5 separate regions of the Mus musculus genome follow, and regions 1, 2, 3 and 5 are each linked to region 4. A link is a loop called in an ENCODE intact Hi-C map of the cell type or tissue named here. Cell type or tissue: left cerebral cortex. All regions are shown on one strand. Links, peaks and the distances in the headings refer to the core of each region. The heading gives the core; the rest is flanking DNA. Region 1 overlaps Cd53 (CD53 antigen). Region 2 has its middle 9.2 kb from the start of Pifo. Region 3 overlaps Chil5 (chitinase-like 5). Region 4 holds the start of Gm35507 (a long non-coding RNA gene). Region 5 has its middle 2.5 kb from the start of Gm42722.

Region 1 (4,474 bases), core at 245-4,244, 110 kb before region 4:
AGAAACCAAACTTATAATGATATTCACCTCTTCTTTTCATGTTAATTATCAAGCATAAGGATATGTGTGTCTGTAAACTTTACATTTTTATTAGTCTATGTTAACTATACAAAAAGTTTTTGTTATATTTCTACACATCAAGCACATAATGTACTTTAAACATATTCACTGTTCTATTAATCTTTCTTATCTGCTTTCTCTTTTGCATTTCCTCCTTCTCACTTCTAATAGTCCCCCTTTTAATTAAACGTTTTTCATATTTTTCTTAGCTTCCACAAATGAAGGAAGATGAAGTACTTTTCTAAGTAGGAATGACTTATTTCCAAGTAACCTCAAGTTTCATGTATTTTTCTGCATGATTTCATTCTTCATTGTGGCTAGGGAAAGATCTATTATGTACATATACCATATTTAGACATGTACATGCATACAGTCACCTGTTGATGGATATACAGTCTCTGAAAACAATTTAGCTATTGATAATGGTAGAGTGAAAGTATGGATGGGCATCTGTCTTTGCTGTAAGGTGACTATGATTCTTTTGGAGACAAAATGAGAAGTAAAATATATATATTGGTAACATATATATATATATTGGTTTTCGAGACAGGGTTTCTCTGTGTAGCCCTGGCTGTCCTGGAACTCACTTTGTAGACCAGGCTGGCCTTGAACTCAGAAATCTGTCTGCCTCTGCCTCCCAAGTGCTGGGACTAAAGGTGTGCGCCATCACTGCCCAGCTCCAAACAGTCAATAATTAAGTGACAAAATGTTCAACATCTCTAGCTACATCAAAACTACATGAAGACTCTATTCCATCCCATCAGAATGATTGTCATAAAGAAAACTATAAATAACACATGCTGACCAGGATGACTGAAGAAATGAACCTAGATACCACAGAAGTCAGCATAGATGTATGTTTTTTAAATTTAGAAATAGAACTTCAGTAAGAATTTTCTGTCAGTATTCTCCCATGCCACTGGGGAAGAGGAGAGGGTAGAATTTAATACCCAAATTGTAGTCGATTTGTTTTACAGATGCCAGCTATTTGTAATGCATCCCTAAATCCCCAGAGAGTCTGCACAACTTCATTATTACTTGCACTGATATTTTTCAATTTTGTAGACTTATGGTGTCACACAATGGCAGAAAGTGAGGAAATTATTACTGATTTGTGCCTAGGTAAAGTGTTCTAGATATTACCCAGGCATGCACAGTTCACATTCTGTACTATACTCTTCCTTAAGGAAGGACAGCTTAGCTAGAATGAAAGATTATTATTTCAGATATTTCAAAAGGGGGTACTTACCCAAAAAAGCAAGTTAAAGATAAACAGAACATATTTCAGCAATTTCAGGCTGCTCATGCCCATGCTGGGATAGTATGCCCTAAAAAACAAAAGGAAGAATAAAAGAATTTCTAGATGAATTTGTTTATATAGAGGATTACATTGATGGGTTTCCTTATATTGAACCATCCCTGTATCCCTTGGATGAAGGCTGTTTGACCATGGTGGATGATAGTTTTGATATGTTCTTGGATTCAGTTTGCAAGAATTTTATTGAGTATTTTTGCATCAATACTCATAAGGAAAATTGGCCTGAAGTTCTCTTTCTTTGTTGTGTCTTTGTGTGGTTTTGGTATCAGAGTAATTGTGGCTTCATAGAACAAATTGGGTAGTGTTCCTCTGTTTCTATTTTGTGAAATTGTTTGAAGAGTATTGGTATTAAGTCTTTGAAGGTCTAAAGGCACTAAATCCATCTGGTCCTGGGCTTTTTTTGGTTGGGAGACTATTAATGACTTCTTCTATTTCTTGAGGGGTGATGGGACTGTTTAGATTGTTTATTTGATCCTGATTTAACTTTGGTATTTGGAATCTGTCTAGAAAATTGTTCATTTCATCCGGATTTTCCAGTTTTGTTGAGTATAGGCTTTTGTAGATGAATTTGGTATTATAAGATAGCATCACATACTCCAAAATGAGAGTGCTCAGAGTCCAAGGATCATCACCACCATCTTGTGTTTAAGCTTTCTCTTATCTGGAAAATTTTTCCCAAACCCCCAATTTCACATGTTGAAAATTGAAGCCCCATTTGAAAAGCTATCATCTTGAAAGCTAAATGTTTTCCAATACAGCAAGCCATGTTTGGTATTATAGTAAACCCATGACCCAACAATAGAGCCATTCTTACAAAAAGATGTGTCACAGGGACACAAAGTAAGCCAGTGCTTTTGGTCCTGGGTGACATCAGTGACTAATGTCTGGCTACTCAAGAAAACAGCCTTTGAGGTCAGAATTGGTTGATCGGTCAGGGAAGAAGGCTAGTGACCTGAACAGACACTTCCTTAACTGTCTTGATATTCATTACATCCTAAATGTGTTGTTATTGTTTTATTTTTGTAACTGTATTTTAATTACAATATTTCTCTCTTCCCTGTCCTCCCTCCAAACCCTCTCATATACACTTTCCCACTTTCCTTTTAATTCATGGCCTTTTTTTTTCATCATTTCTTATTGAATTGTCTGTAAAGCCTCTCCATATGAAAGTGTGAGAAGATATATCTATGCTTCATTTACCCTTTTATATACAACCATCTATATTTCTGTTCTAAATATGACAATGAGTAAGGATTAGACATTTTCCAGTAGATGTCAGTGTTGTAGCAGAAATTAGACACACAAATATATATTGTAAAATTTTAAAAAGACCACAATATGAGCACAGTCTTTTAAGTGACACTATCATTTTAGCAGACACCACTCTGTGAATGTGTATGATATATATAAATGGTATATGTATATATGTATATGTGTGCGCCAGAGGAGTACATCAGGTGTCCAGCTCTATCATTCTTTGACTTATGCCATTGGACAGTACACTACACATATAGGTGGTGACAAGCAAGACAAATGAAATAAGCAAGAAAGAGAGAATGGAGAGAAATAGAGGAAGGAAGGCAGGAAGGCAGGAAGGCAGGAAGGCAGGAAGGCAGGAAGGCAGGAAGGCAGGAAGGCAGGAAGGCAGGAAGGAAGGAAGGAAGGAAGGAAGGAGAGAGGGAAGGAGGGAGAGAGGGAGGGAGAGAGGGAGGGAGAGAGGGAGGGGGAGAGGGAATGAGAATTATATCTAGACAATGCCCATCTAAATAAACCATGTTAATCTCTCATTTCAAGATGTGCAAATGATGGCATAGGCCTGTAATCCCAATGCTGGGGATAATTAGGCTAGAGAGTTAACAACTTAAGGTCATCCTAGGTTGCATAATGAGTTCCTACATGTATATAAGTGTATGTGTGCGCATGTGTGTGTGTGTGTGTGTGTGTGTGTGTGCCTGTGTGTGCATGCACATGAATACACATGTGCAAACTTGCCTGCTAAAGATAAAACTGCAATGCCTAAAATGAAAATATACTAGAATATATTAATGGAAGAGTAGATATTACATAAGAAAAAATTAATGAACTTTAAGGTAGTGAGAAAAATATCAAAAAAGGACAGACAACAAAAATTTAAATAATAGAGCACTTCTAAATGAAGAAACAATATTGAGTATCATAGTTTCTATGTAATGGGGGTCCCCAAAGGAACAGAGAGAAAAATGTTTGAAGAATTAATATCCATAATAAATTATGACTAGATTAAAATAATTTACTTATGTCAAAGAACCTCAATGAAATCCAAGTATAAAAAATTATACTCCATAGTAAAATTATTATAAATTACTCAACCAATGATAAAAATGAAATCTTAAAATAGCCAAAAGAAACAAGATATATTAGACACTAAGGAGCTAATATAAGAATAAGAACAGACTTATCAGAAAACAGTCAATCCAGGAGAGTGGAGAAACTTGTTTAAAGTATTAAAACATACAAAAATGTCATCTCAGGATTTTATATTCAATAAATATTCACAAAAAAGAAATATAAAATATGAAGAATATAAAATATATGAGATTTATGCATGACACTTAAGATGTAACTATAACATATACAGAAGCTGTGGGAATTTCTATCTAGAAGATCCACACTATGAGAAATAGAGAAAATTTCCAGGTAAATTGTTAGACCAGAGGCAAAACAACATGACTTTCATAGAAAAATAGGCCATGTTTTCTTGTCAGCTGTTGTTTGGATGTTAAATGGTCTCAAAGGACTCATGTGTTAAATGAAAACTTGGTCTCCAGCTGATAATGTTATCCAAAGGTGCTTGATTCTTTGGGATGTGGACCATGTTTTCAAGATTTAGGCCATTGGGTACATGCCATTGCAGGTTTTATCTTTTTATATGTCTCTTGCTCTCCTCCCTGTCTTCTCTTTCTCCCTTTCTCTCTCTCTTGCTCAAATATTGTAAGTAAATAATTTTGATCTCTTCTGTGCTTCTACCACAATGTTTGAGCCTCAGAACACACCCCAAATAACAAGGACCAGTAACCACATCTTTAAAAGTATGACTCAAAGTGAAATTTTCCTCAT
Region 2 (4,474 bases), core at 300-4,299, 890 kb before region 4:
GTATAAAAAGTATGATCTCGACTTGAAAAATTACATTCAGATTCTACACAATCTCTCGTGTGATTCTTTCATTCATTCGTTGACTCCTTGTCCACTTGCAATCAGAGACCCATTCTACGCAGACAGGGACCAAAAGGGTCTGCGGCACTAATGTAATTCTGTGCTTTCTCCGTCTCTCTTTATTGTGAGTAGAAGGTATTTGCTAGCAAGATTGATCATTGCTCACCATGGCTGCTGTAGGGTCCTGCTCAAGGTTGGCTTGTAGGAGGTGAAGGAAAAACCTACAGTTAACCTTGTTAATGTAAACATGGAAGAGAAATGGGAGGAACTCTGTTCACGATGATCTTGGTGCAGAAACAGAGCTTTGACGTTGCCCTGCTAAATTAAGGTTGAAGTCCACCATTGTCTGGACAGTTTTCTGAGCTCAGCACAGTATGGAGGACTCCCTTCACTGGCAGGGCCTCCCCTTCTCTGACCTTGTCTGGGGAGTTCAAAAAATTCCACATGCCTCTATCTGCAGAATGTCATGTAGCCTTGGTTAACAGTATAGGTTCAACTTCTTTCTCTTGAGAAGAACCCATTCAGCTAGCACCTGAGATTCCTGAAATGCTTCCCCATGCTACTGAGGCATTTCAGACCTTCAGCTAATGAATTTTGCTCAGCCTGGATATTACGACCATTGCCCCCCAAACTATATAAGCTTTGAATCACCCCAAGTTCAGTTGATCTGTCTGCAGCTGGTCCTTCCTGACTTCTTTGCCCTAGTGGACCAATATCTGCTAATGATCCCTGGGGGCGGGGAGGGTCACAGTTCAGTATTTAATATGGCCCTCCTCAGTCACACATCAGCCAATTTATCCAGTAAGATGCCTGAGAATTTCCCAAGCAGGCTCTGCCACTGCTCCAGACTAGAATGTTGACTTTGCAGAGTGTTTCTGGAAGCCTGTGGGTTTCTTCTTTAGTAAAAATGTTTGCTGGGAGGTGTAGGTTCTTTTGTATAGGGTTTCACATTCTTTCTACCACTTAAATATTCCCAATAATCTTGCTGCTGAGATGAAAACACTACTTGTTTCTACAGCTTAGTATAGAGTTCTGGGGACATTGGTTGCAGTCAGGACCTGGGCCAAGATCTAGACATAATAGAAGGATTTAAGCATGTCAGAAAAGTGATTAACAAAGATTCCAGTTTGTATGTGAACACTCTTGGTTTAATATTGCATATATAGCAGGAGGCTAAGTTAGGCTCCTTATTTTAACTATCTGGCTGGTCCAAAATATGTGTATTTTAATAGGACACTTCAGAGTTCTACTGCCTTCTCCTACTTTGAGATGGTTGGTACTGTAACTTTCTAGACCATTGACTAAAAAGTTATTAAGTGGAGAAGGTAGAAGCATAAGTAAAACTTTTATTCTTATTCCATATATACTTATGTGGGACTACTGCATGGGAATCTCCACTAAAATAATAGTGACATCAGAAACCTGGCTCAACGATGGCTTTATTTAAGTTAAAAATTTCTTTATGTGTATGCAGACAATCATTTCTCCTGTGGAAGTCAAAGGACAACTGTGGGATCTATTCCTCCACCTCTTGGATTACAGGCAGCAAACACCAATCATCAGGTCTAGCACTCTCATCATTGAGCCATCTCACCAGCCCACTGATGACAAAGTTAAAACTATGAACCTGAGAGAACCGAGGAGTTTGCATCCTGCCATGTCATTTTGTGTTGTGTCAAGAAAACAGACTCAGAGAGCTTATGCACGGATATCCTGGAAAGCAAGCTTTCTACAAGCACTAAGAAAGCCTGGGTGTTCAGAGACTGACAGGATGGAAACACAGATGTTAAATGGGGGTAGTTTTTAGAACAGCTGGAATGGTTATTGGTTGGCTGTTTTGAGATGGGTGGGAAAAGAAGGCAGGGCACAGGATTAAACCATGAGACAGTTAGTCGCTTAGGAAACAGCTGTGGGGAAGATGTCATCTTGTTTTCAACCTTTATTTTCAACCATAATTTTTATTAGGAATATGGCCACTAGGTGGCAGCAACACGCAGGGTTATGTTTTGTTTCAGTAGGGAATGAGAAAAACAATCACTAAACATGCCTGTAAAAATGAAATCAAATCATGGTTCTCATTACCATAAAAGTTGTTTTCATCACACACTCTGAAACAAAGATCTTGGGCTTATGCAGCTGTGATCAGACAGAGTTCTGCATTCAGACAAACCACACTTGAAATTCCACCGCTGCCTTTTATTAACTGTGATCCTAGGGATCACAGTTGCCCTAATCTGGGTATTGCCATGATCAGACATCATGTGTGCCTGAAATAAATTTGTTAAGTGATGTCCTCAGCAGCAATTATTTCCCCTTAAAATCTTTCTAAAAAGAAATGTTACGTTAGACTTTAGGGGCATTGAGCATGGTGACATTTCCAACATGAACCTCAATTTGCAGATCAAGGGAGGAAGACAGGCTCCACATGGAAATGGCTAAGAAAGCAGGTGAATAGTGTCACCAGAGCATATTCCAGCTTTGCATGATCAATGCTGTTTGAATGCTCTGATTTATTAGAGTGATGGAATAAGGCATTTCTCTCTCCTCCTTTGTACCCTTAATTTAATTTTCCTTGCATGCAAACTCTGTGCCCAGGCTAAGTCCTGAATTGTCTTGTGTGTTCACACACATGCATATATGTACCCACTATGGTGAGTCCATAGAAAAATGCACACATATGTGGATATGAGTGTTCTAGAGAATGCTGCCACATGCCTCATGCTTTTCTCTGTGATTTGAACTCTGTGAAGTTAGAGACAGTTCAGGAATGCTTTCCATTTCTTATGGCTGTGTCAATACAACCAAAATCTGAAATCTGAGATGAGGATGCAAGAAAGTATGATGAGCTAGCCACTGTGGGCCTGGGAACCAGACCAGGCCTTTTGTAGCATCCTTTTCAGGAAGGCCAAGGAGGAATCTCACAGGGGATCACAGGAAGTGGGGCAGGGACTTAGGCCCTTTGTGTTCCCATTTCTCTGGAGCTCCCCATATTTGTCTTTCCCTTCTCTTAGTCTGTGATCAGTTGCAATGACATACAGGGCATGCCCACTATCACTTTCACCATCATCAAACCCATTTCCTCCCCTCTCCCTTACCTATATGTTCAATGCACACACTTACCAGGATACCTGCTGTATACTTTGATCAGGTTAGCCTAAGCAGAAGCTCTTTGTCCCAGCTCATACCTGGACAGCTATGGTGGAACCAGTAGGAGCAAGGTTGATGTTGAATAAGAATTCAGAGCACAATATGAGTGTAATGAAATATAAAGTGGTTATTGCAGTTTTGGGGTTGAGGCCACTAACCTGACATTCCCCAATAGACAGTCCCTGTGAATTATGGGAGCCATTTTCCTCAAGAATCTTTATTCTAGGACAAAGCTAACAATGAGAATAGGTGGTGGGGCTGCACTTCCTCTGCCTAGATTAGCTAGAGTTCTTTTTTTACCGTTCTTGGCAGGGCTCTGGGGACCTCTTGGTGTTTCCATGGGCCAATAGCAGCATTTTTATGGTCTTGATGCCTCTGATCACCAGAATTTTACTTTCTATAAGTCATGTGTCACAGGGGAATATCAACTGGAAACAAACCACGGTTTTGGACCCCAGAACGTTTTGTTAAAGTCCCACTCTTTTTTTTTTTTTTTTTTGTGTATCAATTGTTCATTTATTCAGTCCAAATTTTTTCCTCTAATCTATGTTATACATTTGTCATAATATCTTATGGCTCTTTCTTCCAGTTCAGGCATCTGGAACATCCACAGCTCTGCCCTCTCCTGGTCTCACATGCAGTTTCCTGTGTCTGATGGGGCTATTTTCTCCAGGTCTCACCTGCAATTTCTTGCTTCTGCATATTTTCCTTCTACATTTCTTTTGCACATATTCCTCTATACTGTGTTTAAAATTTTATGCTGCATGTTGCACATTAAAGTAAAGTCCCACTCTTGAGTGATGTCCTTCCCTTTGTATTTATATGTTTTAGAGACTGTCTGAAGGTGAGCACTGTATATGATAAAGGAAACTGCATATGCAGATTCAGTATTGTACATCTATGGGCAATTAGGTGGATACTGAGAATGGGACTTGTCAACCCAACTTGCAGGGTCAGCTGCAGTGCCCTGTGTTAAGGCTGTTTGAAGTTCTCAACCCACCTTTTTTTTTTTTTTTTTTTTGCCAATAACATTGTAAATAAAAACCATCATACATCCAAAAAAGAAAAAAAGTCCCATTTTTGAGCATCATTCATGCTTGATGGAGCCCAGTAGTTGAATTTCTGTTACAGTTGGCCATTTGAGGTGGGTTCTTCTGATGCAGAGGGCTGTGTTTAGGAAACCAGTTATAGTAATTCCCCTGCATCCTTAAAACTATTTCTACAGTGTACATTTCACATCACACACCATGTGGCTAAAAAGATTTGT
Region 3 (4,474 bases), core at 343-4,342, 860 kb before region 4:
GCTGCCCCATTTTCATTCCAGTAGGTCATGATGTAATCCTGCAGTGGCAGAAGGTTAGTTATAGGCCTTAGTTAGATCTGTGCTGGGTTATATTACTTGCCTGTTCTTACTGCTCAAATTATATGTTGATAATTTATTAGTTTTTTTTCCAAAATACTTCACTGAAGTTGTAGTTAATGTGGTATAATGTGGTATTAGAAGAATATTGCATACTCAAAATTTGTTTTTTTTTTTTAATTTTGTAATGAATCTTTTATGATCTGGACCACTTCTAGTCTGCATTTGGGTTTGTATAAAGTCTTACCACATTGAGGAGGGTGTTGATGCCAGTGTCATTTAGGGATTTGTAGAGTGGGCTGTTTTCCCCAGTATAGCCATCTTGGGAGCCATGGAGATTGTAAGTCATGACCTGGATGTAGTCTAGGAAGCTGTGGATGAAGGTTGTTGTTTAAATAATTTCTGATGGCCATTTGTCATAATGAGGTCAGAAAAATACACCCATTCAAAGACTGTAAACAAAGCTCATGCATAGAAAAAAATCCCAAGAATTAAGATCCTCTGCTTATGCTCTTACAGGAGTTCCAGAATAAGGTAGATCATTTACTGTGATAATTGAGGGATCTCATAGCCAGATTGGATGGTAGAGATGACACCAGCTACTGTGGCAGTGACCATCAGCCTAGGGCTCTTGTTTTCAATGGCTTCCAGTTCAAAAGCCTCACGTATTTTCTACAGGATATTAAAATAAATTAGAGTATATCACATATTCATTTCAGCCCCTCTAATAACATAAGTACATATTTAAAAAATACTTCCATATTTTGTTTTATCTTACTCTGTCATCATCTCAACAAATTCAATAGAACAGCCATCTAATAATCATGGGTTTAGAAAAATTTCACTATGTCCTATCTTAATTTAGTAGCCAGTCATCCAAAATCTAGGTCTCAGATGACTGATAGCTCTGCCACCATCATCACATTCTGAAGCATCATTTGCTGCAGTTCCCTATATCCAGATTTCAGTGGTGGAGAAAGTTCCTTCTACTTTATCAGTAGCTTAAGTATGTCATAGGGCCAACATCTCATCAAATGCAATGCAAAGTTATCTAAGAAAGAAGGTGTAGGTTGCTGGATGATAGGCACAGTTCAGTGCCAGATGATAACCTACTTGTACTTTGTGTGATACTATGTATCTTAATATGAACTACTGGCACCAGCTCTTATAGTTGCATTATTTGGGAGTGCTATGGTCATCTTCCAACAGAATACCCATAGAAATAGTCATGCTTACAAGTGGTCAAGAGACTAGGACATTTTATTAGATGAACAGGCCTTATAAGAAGGGTGTTAGAGCTGTTTTAAAATATTAACTCCACATCTTACAAGGTTTCTGACTTTATATTATGCTGTTTTGTGGACAGGCTATAGCTTTTTTTCTGAAGACATGTTTTAATTAAAAATAGGGATAATCTGCAGAAGCCAGGAAACTAGAAAGGGGCTATCGAGGTATAAGGAAGAAAAAATGAGTCCAAGAGATGGGACATAGAATACTAGAAAACAGTGTGGAGGGGAAAGTGAGAAAAATGGAGAAGGGTTAAGTGTGTGTGTGTGAAGGTTGTGTGGAGTTGAATGTTAGTGTAGTATACAGTAGGTAACAGAAAGGATAACTAACACTAAGGATGTTTGACAAAACCACGTAGAAACCCACTTCTTTATAAGCTTCCTAAAATACAGCAACAACAACAACAAAAGCTTAATTGGAGTTACCTACATAGGCTATAGTATAAGGCTCCTTCCAGAAGCCATACGTTATTAAAAACCCAGTGCCACATGTGGAATACTAGTTTTTAAGTAGTTGGTCAGGGGGTCCCAGAGATCTGCAGGACAATATGGCCTATTGCTGCTGGTTACCCATAGAACTTGATGATGAGATCCTATCACTAAGAGCACCACACACTTTGCTCATATGACGTAGAAAAGTCAAACTAGTAGTGACTTAGAAGTACTTCCCTGATGGCTACCAGAAGGTACACTGAAGTCTGGTGGTGGAGAAATCCATTAAAAGACTTACCCAGATAGGAGGCTCTTACTAGCTGCAGTAACAACTGGACTGGAAAGATATGCCAACTAGTGCAACATAGGCATGAGTGCTATGAGGGTAATCAACACCTTTTTCACCAAACCTAACTCCTGCTCCATAGAGGGGTACTCATGCCTGGTACTGTCAAAATGACCAAGAATCTGTAGATGGGGACTCATAGACCCTTCTAATACTTAGGAGAATGGTATCAAGCTACCTCCTAAGTAACTTATCCTTGTACCCACAGATTAGTGCAACTTTCATATCTCATCAGGGAAGATTCTTTATGCAAATGTAAATGACAGTTATTCTAGACTCAAAACTGGTGAAAATGCAGAGAATAATTCACCATAGAATGTTGTGCCTGAAAGGATCACACCACATCTCCCAAAGGCTCAGGTAACATTGCAGAAAAGGGGTGCAAATATTGTAAGAATTGGGGACTACTATTGAAAAATAATGCCTTTTGGCTGTGATGGATCTGTTGCAGCCACAAATTCACAATCATTGTGGTTGTTCACACAAGACCAGCACAAGATTAAGCCAACTGACACTTCAGTATGAAGAGGAAAGGGTCTCAGGTGGTCTCACCTTTAGTTGAGGAGCTATTGGCTATAGTAGAAAAGAGAATTAGTTTTCCTCAGTAGTATAGTCCATGGCAATTTGCTCATGCTCCAGTAGATGGAGGCACACACATGTAAATATGAGCAGCAGTCAATGGATTCAAAACCAAAATCCTAAAGTTGTGTGTGTGATGAGGAAAGTCTGGGGAGAATTGGAAAGGTTTAATGGTGGAGAAGGCAATAAATATGATCTAAGTACATTTATTTATGTGTGAGATTATCAAAGAATAGATAGAAACTGAAAAATAAAGTAATGGAATTACTGTATCTGATATTTAGAGCTTTGGACAAAATTAAACTGGTTGACTCAGTATTACTTTGTGTTGAAACTATCCAGAGGATGCCTGATGATATGGGGCCATATGGAAAGAATCTGTCTCTGTGAGTATAGGACAGTGGTAGAGCAATCTGCTAAAAAGTGAAAAATAAAAGTAAAGAATGGGATAAATTAAAAGCCATTTGTGGTCTTTGACTATAATTTATTCCTTTTACTTGGTGGCCATTTCTCTTGCTGATAATACCAGTTCATTAAGTCAAATTCTTTCCCATGAACTCTAGATCTCTATCCAATGCATTCTGGCCATTCAGATATGTCATAGTCACTAGGTTTAGAGGTATAGGAACCAGTTCTTTCCCTTCCAAGACACTCCTTTGTTGTATTTATCATCTTAACATATTTATGCCCACATAGTACTCTAATTCAGAAAGCTGGGGATAGTCTCTATTTTTACTTAAAATTGATCCCCATGTCTTATGGATTTCTGTCTTCAAATGTTCCTTTATATGTGCCCTCCTTCTTTCAGTGTAAAAGCATTGCTTTCCTGATTGTCTGTACCTTAATGTATGCCAATAGGTTCCATTGGAACTTTATCTGCTTATTCTACCTGTTTTGTGGCTAATATTAGAGGAATAAGTCAAACCCAAAAGTTTGGTCATATTTCTTCACTGTATACAACCCTTCAAATGATTCTCAATTATCTTGAGGAAGCATTCCTAATTGTTTAGCTAAAGGACCCACATGATCAGATTCTTGCTTCCTGTGGAATCTCATAATCTTTCTCCCAGTCATGTGATCTCTGATCTCTGTGTCTTCATTTGTGACATGTACATTGTTATCTAATTGTGGACACCAGTGATTTTCCAAGACTGAGATTAGGCATCTCTTACTGGGGAAGCTCTTTCTGATCCTGCCTCACATAAGCTTCTCTGGGTTTCTTTTGTACTCTGTGGACTTTCATCAAGGGACTTATAGTGAGTGTGCAGTTGTTGATTATGTTTCAGTCTTCTGCTTCACAGATATTTAAAGCTAAAGATTTTGCTTTATTCACATTTTTATGCCTAAGCCCAATATGTGCCACAGAGCACATGTTACTCTATTAACATTAGATAGTCTCATGTAATTGTTCCCAGAACTGAAGTCTGTAGTCAGATAGAACAGGTGGTTATATCCTGGGTTGCCTGTCTGTAGAATAAAGACCACAATGCTTATGGTAATTTTATCATAGAACAGGGAGATCTGTGTAAGCTCCACCAGACAAAAGCCTAGCATAGAGTGGAGAGGCAGTCAAGAAATTTCATCCCTAGTGGAGGAATTATTGGTAACTGATAGCTTTCAGGAAAAGTTAGCTTTCCTTATGGGTGTGGCCCCTGATAGGTGATACATGCTCCAATGGATGGCCATACACTCAAGAATACATAGGTAGCACTAATTGGAAATGTGTGTGTGTGTGTATGTGTTTAGTATACAAAATTAGGTGGATATGGAATTA
Region 4 (4,474 bases), core at 275-4,274:
TTGTAACCTTTTCCAGATTTATGTTGAAGTTTTGTTCTGATACTATATTCTTGATCTAAAATTCCACCCCAACCTTATGTTTCTATAGTTTATGATTTTCCATTTAAAATGATGACCAATAAAACTTTCTGTCCTTCAAGGCTTTTTTTTTAAATACATCTTATTGCATTGTACCTATGATCTGATAGTTATTTTCAGCAATTTTCTGATTGATGTCCCCTCATTCCAAAAACTTAATGTTTCCCTCTAATTTTTAATTTCATTATTTTCTAGATGAAAAGGTATGTTATTATTAACTCTGTCTCTTCAGAATTCTCAACTCTTTGTTCATATAGCCCAGCTATAATAGCAGATTAGTGTGCATTATCTCAACCTTCTAGCCCTTCTACTCTTCTTTGGGTAGCTGTAGAACATAACACAACCATGAAGTCTACACTGGTACTATTTCAAAAATAGGACAACCCAACATAGTGTCATTTGTCAGTGTTCTTATGCATCATGAGCCGGGTTTCTCTCATATTATTAGTGGGTGTTCAAATTCCTTATTTCTCTCCTTAGCCTCTAGACATTATTGCCATCTTCTATCTCTTGGAAGATTTGCTTTCTTCCACTTCACACAAAATATTTTGTGAAATAAAGTGACAATAATACTCCCTCCTTGGTTATAGATGTATTTGAAGGCTAATATCATTAGTTAGGTAGCATTTCCAGCAGAAACAACAGCAAAAGAGTTACAATTTAGTAGTTTACCAAAAGTTCATACACTGGACAAGCTAGCCGGTTCAATATGTGTCTTAGTTAGGGTTTTACTGCTATGAACAGACACCATGACCAAGGCAAGTCTTATAAAAAAAACAACATTTAATTGGGGCTGGCTTACAGATTCAGAGGTTCAGTCCATTATCATCAAGGTGGGAGCATGGCAGTATCCAGGCAGGCATGGCGCAGGAGGAGCTGAGAGTTCTATGTCTTCATCCAAAGGCTGCTAGTGGAAGACTGACTTCCAGGCAACTAGGGTGAGGATCTTATACCCACACCCACAGTGACACACCCATTCCAACCAGGTCACACCTATTCCAACAAGGCTACACCTTCAGATGGTGCCACTCCCTGGTCCAAGGATATACAAACCATCACAATATGACTTTAAAGCTTTTTTATTTCTAACTTTATCTTAACTTTTTTTTCTTAATTGGGTTTATTATTTAATATTCCACTTTATTTTCTCTAGTTAGCAGCCTTTTCCTCTCTCATAACATTTAAGATACACTCCTCCTTTTGTATATGTGAAGGCAGTGATTCTATTGACTGCCAAGCACTCCATATCTTGGGAATTCAAATCGTCACCTGGTCCAGATATTTCTAAGTTGATAGGCATTTCAGTTGTCTGGAGTATTATGAATAAAGTTTCTATAAATATTTGTATTTTGGTGTGGACTTATACTTTCCTTTTTCATGAGCAAATTACTAACAAGGCTTCCGGGTTATATGGATAAATATATGCCTCAGATAGTAAAAAAAAAATAAAAATAAAAATAAAATTACAAATATTTTAGGAAAAAAATATGTCTGAAAGTTTTCAAGGAAATTCCTAGGAAATCTTTAACTCTAAAGATGTCAAGTATAAGATATCTTAGTTTCAGTGTCTTCATCTCCAATATGGTAGTAATATTTTCCTTCACTGACTTAGTAATATATTTAATAATATAACTAAATAAACTGTTATCTAGGTAGTACACACAAGAAATAGTTCATTTTCTTTGAAATGATTAACTTACCCACTTTTAAAAAAAAAATTACATACAAATAATATAACTTTGACTCTCTATCACCATCTGGTGGTGTAATAGAAAATTTTAGAAACATTCTTTTAAAAGCTATGTATAACCCATTTAAAGGTGGTATTTCACACACTGTACTACACAGTTACTAATTAATTGTTTGAACAAGTCCAGAATTCTATATTAAGTGTCTTCCAATATTGAGACATCCTGACTTTGTAAACTGTACCTCATGTTAACCTAGAGTCATAACCAGCCAGGGGACAATGGTTCTTCCTGGAACTGGAATAAGATAGCTTATGGCTATCCTGTAAGCTGTTGCCTGTAGATGGGATATGTTCTACTAGCTGGCTACTTTGTATGGCCTCAGTGGGAGAGGAAGTGCCTATTCTTGCAGAGACTTGAAATGCCAAGGGGGTAGGGAGTAGCCAAGGGGGTCCCCACCCTCTCAGAGAAGGGGAAGGGAGGATTGTGGGAGGGGGTAACTGAAGGGGGCAGTGAATGGGATGGAGAGTCAATAAGTTAAAACAAAAGAAAAAAATTAAAAGAAGAGATGGGACAGTATTGTGGTGGTGTCTATGGGTACACTGTATTGAAATTCTAACTGTACAGCCTAGGGGTCAAACTGGTTATGAGAGCCTCCTAAGCTGGCTCTGGTGCAGAGTCCTCATCTATTTAGAAATAACCAGAAGGAGGGTGGAGTAGTATGAATAAAAATGGCCACCATAGGCTTATATAAATATATATGAATGTGTAGTCATTAAGAAGTGGCACATTTGAAAGGATTAGGAGGTGTGCCCTTGTTGGAAGAAGTGGGTCATTGGCTTTTGGGGGTCTCAAAGAATTGTGCCAAGGGATAAGACACCAAACCACCCATAAAATCTTCAACCTAAAATGTGTCTTGCTTATAAGAAGTGCAGGGACAAAAACAGAGCAGAGACAGAGTGAATAGCCATCCAATAACCTGCCAACTTGAAATTCATCCCATGGGCATGAACCAACTCCTGGCAATATTAATGATTCTCGTTATGCTTGCAGAGAGGAGCCTAGTGTAACTGTCCTCTGAGAGACTCCACACAGCAGCTGACTGAAACAGATGCAGAGATGTACAGGCAAACATTAAATGGAGCTCAGGGAGTCATGTGGAAAACTTGGGGGAAGGATTGAGGAACCTGAAAGGAATAGGGACTCTAAAAGATCAACAGAGTCAACTAATCTGGACCCTTGGGGGCTCCCAGTGACTGAACCAGCAACCAAAGAGCATTCATGGATTAGACCCAAATGCTGCCATATGTAACTTGTTCTTCAGGCAACTGATTCTGTTTTCTGCCTGATCCCCTAACTGGGCTGGCTTGACTGGTCTCAGTGGGAGAAGATGTGCTGAGTCCTACAGTGACTTGAGGTGCCAGAATATTTTGGTACCTAGTGGTACCCTTTTGCTTTTCAGATGTAAATGGGAGAAGGAAGTAGGGGAGGGGCCAGTGAGGGGTAGCCTTGGAGGAGGGGTAGCCTTACTGTGAAAGGGATGTAAAGTGAATAAATAAATGGGGGAAAATTACATAGTAAAAACAAATACAAAAAAAGAAAAACAAAAAACAAAACAAAACAACAACAACAAAAGCCAGGCCTAGAGTCTCTTTCTTCTCTCTCTCCTCTATTTCTGCCTGCAAATCAGAATGTAGCTCTCTGCTACCTCTCTAGTATTGTACCTGCCTGTAGGCTGCCATACTTCTGCCATGATAATGGACTAAACCTCTGAAACTGTAAGCCAGCTGCCAGCCCCAATTAAATGTTTTCTTTCATAGTGTTGCTTTGATCGTGGTGTTTTAAATACAACAATATGAGGGCTTTAAGATAGTTTCATGTATATGAATAATGCAAGGTTGGCAAAAAGGTTATACTTAGTGATTGATATATTATGAGGAAAATTCAATTTTTTATTATTTGTTTAATGGTCATCTAGCTTCTTTTTCTATTAACCTCTTTATGTTTACCTTACACTATGAAGTTACAAACTCCATGTTCATTCTGAGGTTATAAAATATTCTATAATTTTTGTATATCTACTCATTTATTTTTTTTAAGATTTTGCCCAACCTAATATTTGATTATTTTGGAAATTCACAACATGTGTCCTGATCACACTCATATCCCAATTTTTCCAAGTCCATCACCCCTGACCTTGTGATCTCCAAGAAGAAGAGAAGGAGGAGGAGGAGGAAGAGGAGAAGGAGAAGGAAAAAGAAAAAGTCCATTTTGTGTTGCCCATGTCCCTAAGCATGGTCAAACTTTCAATGGCAAGCCCCTTGAAGAAACTTAATCATTCCCCACCCACACCCCTGTAGAAGCCATCAGTTATGGAGAGCTACACTTTAGCATCCATATCACAATTCTAAGAGTTCTCTCTTTAATGGTTTCCTGTCCAGGCTGTTATTTGGGGGGTGAAGTGGAGATTGTCACAGAAGCATTGTATGTCTCTCTTTCTCAACTGTGAGTCTGAAGTTATTGAAGGCCAAAGAAGCTTCTTTGCCCTTTACAGTCATCAGGACCATAGATCATGAACTTCCACATGGTCTCCAATATTAGCATTGCCAGGGTCCTTTGCATGGTCTCCAGTGGCAGCACAGACCACAGATATCAACACAACTATAGCACAGGCCATGGACAGTCCCCAGAAGCAACACAAGCCAAGG
Region 5 (4,474 bases), core at 298-4,297, 870 kb before region 4:
ATCCACACACACATATGCACATGTACATTCATTTCATATGTCCATACACAAAACAATAGAAAAATTTGCAAGGCAATAATACAGTCTCACTATGTTAAGTGAAGGAAGTCAGATATGAACATCCACAAGAAACCCAAGCCAGATTTTATGATATTTCAAAATAAGTAAGAGTAATGTATGAGCTGGGTGTCAGGACAGGGAGCCCTTTGGTGGAGCAGGCTGAGAGGCCGTATGAGGCAGTCTGTGTAGTGACAGTGAGTATCTGTCTACACCACTGAGCCCACATGCTGAATCTAACCCATCACTTCATTGTTGATTTAGGCCCTTCTTGGTATTCTTATACATCAATAAAATAATTTATATCAACATCTCTGAGCCAGATGTGCTGGTACCATCTGTGATTCAAACAGTCTGGAGGTGGGAGCCAGAGAATATGGAGTTGGAGATGAGTTTGAGATGAAATACTTTGTTTCAGGAAACAAAAGCAAAAACAAAACCACAAAACACCTAACAATGACACAACACTGTCCACTCACTATTCATACATGACCTATCTCCTCTGCCTTTTAGAGTAAAGGGATTTTATCTACATGTTACACGTGTTCACGTTGTGCACCTTCTTTGCCTTCTCCTGTTACCACAAACTAGTAAGGTAGGAATTCTGCCTCCCCACTCCTATTCTCTCCCTCCCTCTTTCTCCTTCCTTCCTTCCTTCCTTTCTTCCTTCCTTCCTTCCTTCCTTCCTTCCTTCCTTCCTTCCTTCCTTCCTTCCTTCCTTCCTTCCTTCCTTCCTTCCTCTTTCTTTCTTTCTTTCTTTCTTTCTTTCTTTCTTTCTTTCTTTCTTTCTTTCTTTCTTTCTTTCTGTAAGGACCTATGTCCCTGGCTGTCCTGAACTCACTCTGGAGAATAGGTGGGCTCCAACTTCAGAAATCTGACTGCCTCTGCCTCCTGAGTACTGGAATTAAAAGCATACACTACTATACCTGGCATTAATTTTCTTAACACTTTCTTTTGGTGTCCACTTGTAAATATGCTCTAACACTCATATGAGATTAAAATTTGAATTTCCTAATCCCAATTCTACTTGTTATAAAATATATGGTACAAGAATCCAATGCCGTTGTCTTCTAAAGTTGCTGACGATGAGCATCTACTCACAGCTATACATGACCTAGTATTAGAATTTGGTATTCTTTTAAAAATTAAGATTAGGGTATTATGTATCAGTCTATGAAATTTTGTGCTGCAGAGTGTGTTACTGACAGATTTAATAGTAGAACAAGAAAGTGAACATCATGAAATGTCACCCACAGCAGGCCTTAGAGCTGAACAAGATTGGGAACCTCTATTCTGAGGAGTGAAAATACTACTACAGGAGAGTTGTCCAGAGGAAATTGATAGTGAAGAGGAAGCCAACTTCCTAAATCCTCCCTTCTAGACTTTCTTAAATAAATGTCACACTCTGTCATTTAGTAATAACATGTGAACACAGGCTGTGAAGTCTCATAGACTAGTGTGCACCAAGTCCTGGTTTGTGTTTCCTATCTTCATGATCTTGTGGGAAGTACTGAAGCTCTTAGGCCCTGGTGTATCTATAAAGGAATAAAGGTAATTGTGTGTGACAATAATCACGTCTTCCCTCCGAGGGCTGCCGTGAGACTGTAGGGGTCCACTGGGGCAGTTCAGACATGTAGATTGAGTGTAAACTTGCTAATACACAGCTGAAATGCACCTCTAGCTCACCGCTTCTGTGCCCAGGTCATTAGCCAGCTCCAAGGGCACTTTTGTTCTAATTTTTCTGATTGGAGAACTCTCTTTGCCAAGGCTTCTAGTACAGCTAGCTGGGTCGGTTCTCCTTCCAACCCAGGACCTGGTTCCTTCTCTTATCCTCACATGAGCTCTATCCTGCCTCTTGACAATTTATTTCCTACCAGGAAGGGGGTAGTTTCCCTTTCATATATGTACTAGAGCCCGAGAGATTCATTACCATGAGTGATGTCCCGAAGAGCATGATGTTCATTCCGTTGTGTGAATTCATTCTCTTTGGTCTTTTTCAGTTCTTCTTCTACCTTAGCCCTTTCAGATGCCTCAAGAGATTTGAATAGTAACTGCATTGCATGACAACTTTCAGGGGGCTTGACGTCCTCCTCATTTTCTGTCTTCATGAGCCACTACTTCCTTCATAGGCTTTAAACAAGAAAATGAAGGGTGTTCCCAAGACTAGCTGCTAAGCAACCACCCTGCCTTAGAAGCTCCCCTTTAAGTCATTATGACATGGTTTTCTGCAAAGCAGCACTGTGGTATAAAGGCAGATAGAAAGGCTGATTTGAGTAGCAACTCTATCAGTGACCAACAACAGGATACTAGGCTGAGTCTCTTAAGCTGTGGTATAGCTTAATGCGTCTTGTTCATTTCTACCACAAGGAGATTGTCTTTGCCATAATTTTTCCCAGATAAGAAAATTGTTGGCTGTCTTTGGCTTTCATTAAGATCTTCCCACAGAGTCATTATCTGAGACAGGATGAATCAAAATATTGTCTTTCACTGGGCACATTTTAACAAGCTTTTGTCTACTTCATTTTCCCTTTTTATTTATTGTCCAACACTGCAGAAGCAACATATCACTATCCTAAAAGGAAGTAAAAGGAAGTTAGCCTTTCTTACCACTGTGCCGTTCACATTAGAGTGGCATCTGTCATGTAGTAATAGAAAGTGCTTGGAGTTTATGGTGACTGATAATTAACTGGGGTATATGTGTCCTTCATCAGTCACTAGTGCCGCCACCTCTCATGAGATCCCTGTGCTTGGTGTCAGGGGATGTAGTGAAATCGTAGGGAAGGGTCCAAGCTTTGGTTGTCTGGCTCTGGATATGGCTTAATAAGGAACCAAGCTTCCCCAGGTCTCGGTTTTCAGGAAGTAGTAATATCTGTTTTATGAAGTTTGCATGTGAACTAAGTAAGAAAATGCGTGTTCATTACTTGTAATTTGAACAGGAAGTGCTTCTGCTTGTATAGGCATCTGCTTGTAGTCACATCTGCTTGAAAGGTTTAGGCAAAAGGATCACTGAGCTCAGGATTTTGAGACCCATCTGGGCTATACAGGGAGACCTATTATAAAAGGCAAGGAGCCTACCATTGTATCCCCTTCCCCTACCTATACTGCCTGGATGGGCTTCAGTGGGAAAGGATGTACCTATTCCTGCTGGGACTAGGTGTCCCAGGGTCAGGGGTACCCAAAGGAGACACCCTATTCTCTGAAGAGAAGGGGAGAGAGCTGTGGGCAGAGGGACTTGTAAGGTTGGACTTGAAGGAGAGGAAGGAGGAGAGCTGTAATTGGGATGTAAAGAGAATAAAAATATTGAGAAAGATACACTGAATACATGTACACAATTCCAAATCATAAATAAAAACTAATAAAAATTGAAAAATGCGAGGAATGAAACCAAAAATAATTTGACACATAAGGTGACCATACAGTGGCTGCTGGAGAAAAAAATAGAAAAATATTCTTATTACATGAAGACTATTTTAATTGTAAGTAAGAGAAACACACTTGAGTGCTTTAAGGAGTAAGGAGATTTGCTTAGAGGTAGCAGAGTTTTATAGACTTTAAAGGCAGAAACACATCTGGCCTTGTGAACGAGTTAGACTTAGGAACTATGAAGTTATTGGTAAGTGCTTTCACTTAGTCCCACACTCTAGCTGCTGCATTTAAAGCATCCGTGTCTTATGTACAAACTCTTCTATAGCTCTGGAGCTTAAATACTACAGAATCTGTCACTCTTAGTTAATAACAGACCAACAGTCTTTGTTCTAAATTGTGAATTCAAGGAGATGATATTATAATCTGCTCCACTAAGTCTAATGACCTGTCAATTGTATAACCATGTGAGGGATGACATAAACTGTTTTAAGTACAGTACGTGTTCACAAAAAAGGATCATGCTAGCTCATTTTCTGGGCAGACACTCTACGATGTATTCACTGCACCTCCATGATGAGTCTACTGCACAGTTGCCAATCCTACAAACAGAGCAGCACTGGACCTTCAGCAGAAGTAGGATGATGTCTAGGCTTCCAGTTTTGGACAAGCCAAGCTGCACTGCGTATGCGCAGGAGTCGAGGAGTCATGGTGGCTCCTTTCTGAGAGTGGTTACTAGGTTACAGACATTTGTAAAAGTCCTCATTTTGTCCTGTGCACCGAAATCCACCATTTGCTCCTTACAGCCATCATGCTGATGTACACAGGCAGGTGGAAGACTGTAAGTAGTGTGGCTGGCTTCATGCTCACACAGTGCTTCCACTTTTCATTGGAGGCAGATGGTGTTTTCATGTTGAGAAAGCGTTTTTCACCAAATTCTCTATCCTCTCTCTCTCTCTCTCTCTCTCTCTCTCTCTCTCTCTCTCTCTCACACACACACACACACACACACACACACACACACACACACACACATGAACACACACAACCCAAG

What was found. Hi-C counts contacts between places; a loop is a spot of excess contacts. Peaks named below come from ENCODE experiments on the same cell type or tissue, not always from the same donor. Only the 100,000 strongest peaks of a DNase experiment are listed, where the experiment ranks them.
Region 1: it touches region 4 in a loop (7-fold over the local background); 14 of 42 quality-filtered maps call a loop at or near these places.
Region 2: it touches region 4 in a loop (11-fold over the local background); 10 of 42 quality-filtered maps call a loop at or near these places.
Region 3: a loop joins it to region 4, with 6 times the contacts of the local background. A loop is called at or near these places in 6 of 42 quality-filtered maps.
Region 5: a loop joins it to region 4, with 3 times the contacts of the local background. A loop is called at or near these places in 6 of 42 quality-filtered maps.

Annotation. Positions count from the first base shown.
Region 1 is chr3:106,769,373-106,773,846 of GRCm38, forward strand. It overlaps Cd53 (CD53 antigen), which reads right to left. Exons shown (of 8, transcript NM_007651.3): 2 at 1,310-1,388. The coding sequence starts at 1,372. Among named protein-coding and RNA genes, the nearest start is that of Cd53, 19 kb to the right of the region's middle. In left cerebral cortex, for the core only: a CTCF peak has its summit at 2,662 (motif pointing right); no DNase peak of the experiment used is centred there.
Region 2 is chr3:105,990,050-105,994,523 of GRCm38, forward strand. No RefSeq gene overlaps it. Among named protein-coding and RNA genes, the nearest start is that of Pifo, 9.2 kb to the right of the region's middle. In left cerebral cortex, for the core only: a CTCF peak has its summit at 2,035 (motif pointing right); a DNase peak (open chromatin) is centred at 2,044.
Region 3 is chr3:106,019,285-106,023,758 of GRCm38, forward strand. It overlaps Chil5 (chitinase-like 5), which reads right to left. Exons shown (of 11, transcript NM_001080816.2): 6 at 605-729; 7 at 305-428; 8 at 1-38. Gm42722 (a long non-coding RNA gene) reads left to right here. Exons shown (of 3, transcript XR_003954674.1): 2 at 1-53. Among named protein-coding and RNA genes, the nearest start is that of Gm42722, 4.4 kb to the left of the region's middle. In left cerebral cortex, for the core only: a CTCF peak has its summit at 2,756 (motif pointing right); a DNase peak (open chromatin) is centred at 2,759.
Region 4 is chr3:106,878,364-106,882,837 of GRCm38, forward strand. It overlaps Gm35507 (a long non-coding RNA gene), which reads right to left and starts at 998. Exons shown (of 4, transcript XR_375943.1): 1 at 881-998. In left cerebral cortex, for the core only: a CTCF peak has its summit at 1,847 (motif pointing left); no DNase peak of the experiment used is centred there.
Region 5 is chr3:106,012,441-106,016,914 of GRCm38, forward strand. It overlaps a transcript of Pifo not described here. Among named protein-coding and RNA genes, the nearest start is that of Gm42722, 2.5 kb to the right of the region's middle. In left cerebral cortex, for the core only: no CTCF peak of the experiment used is centred there; no DNase peak of the experiment used is centred there.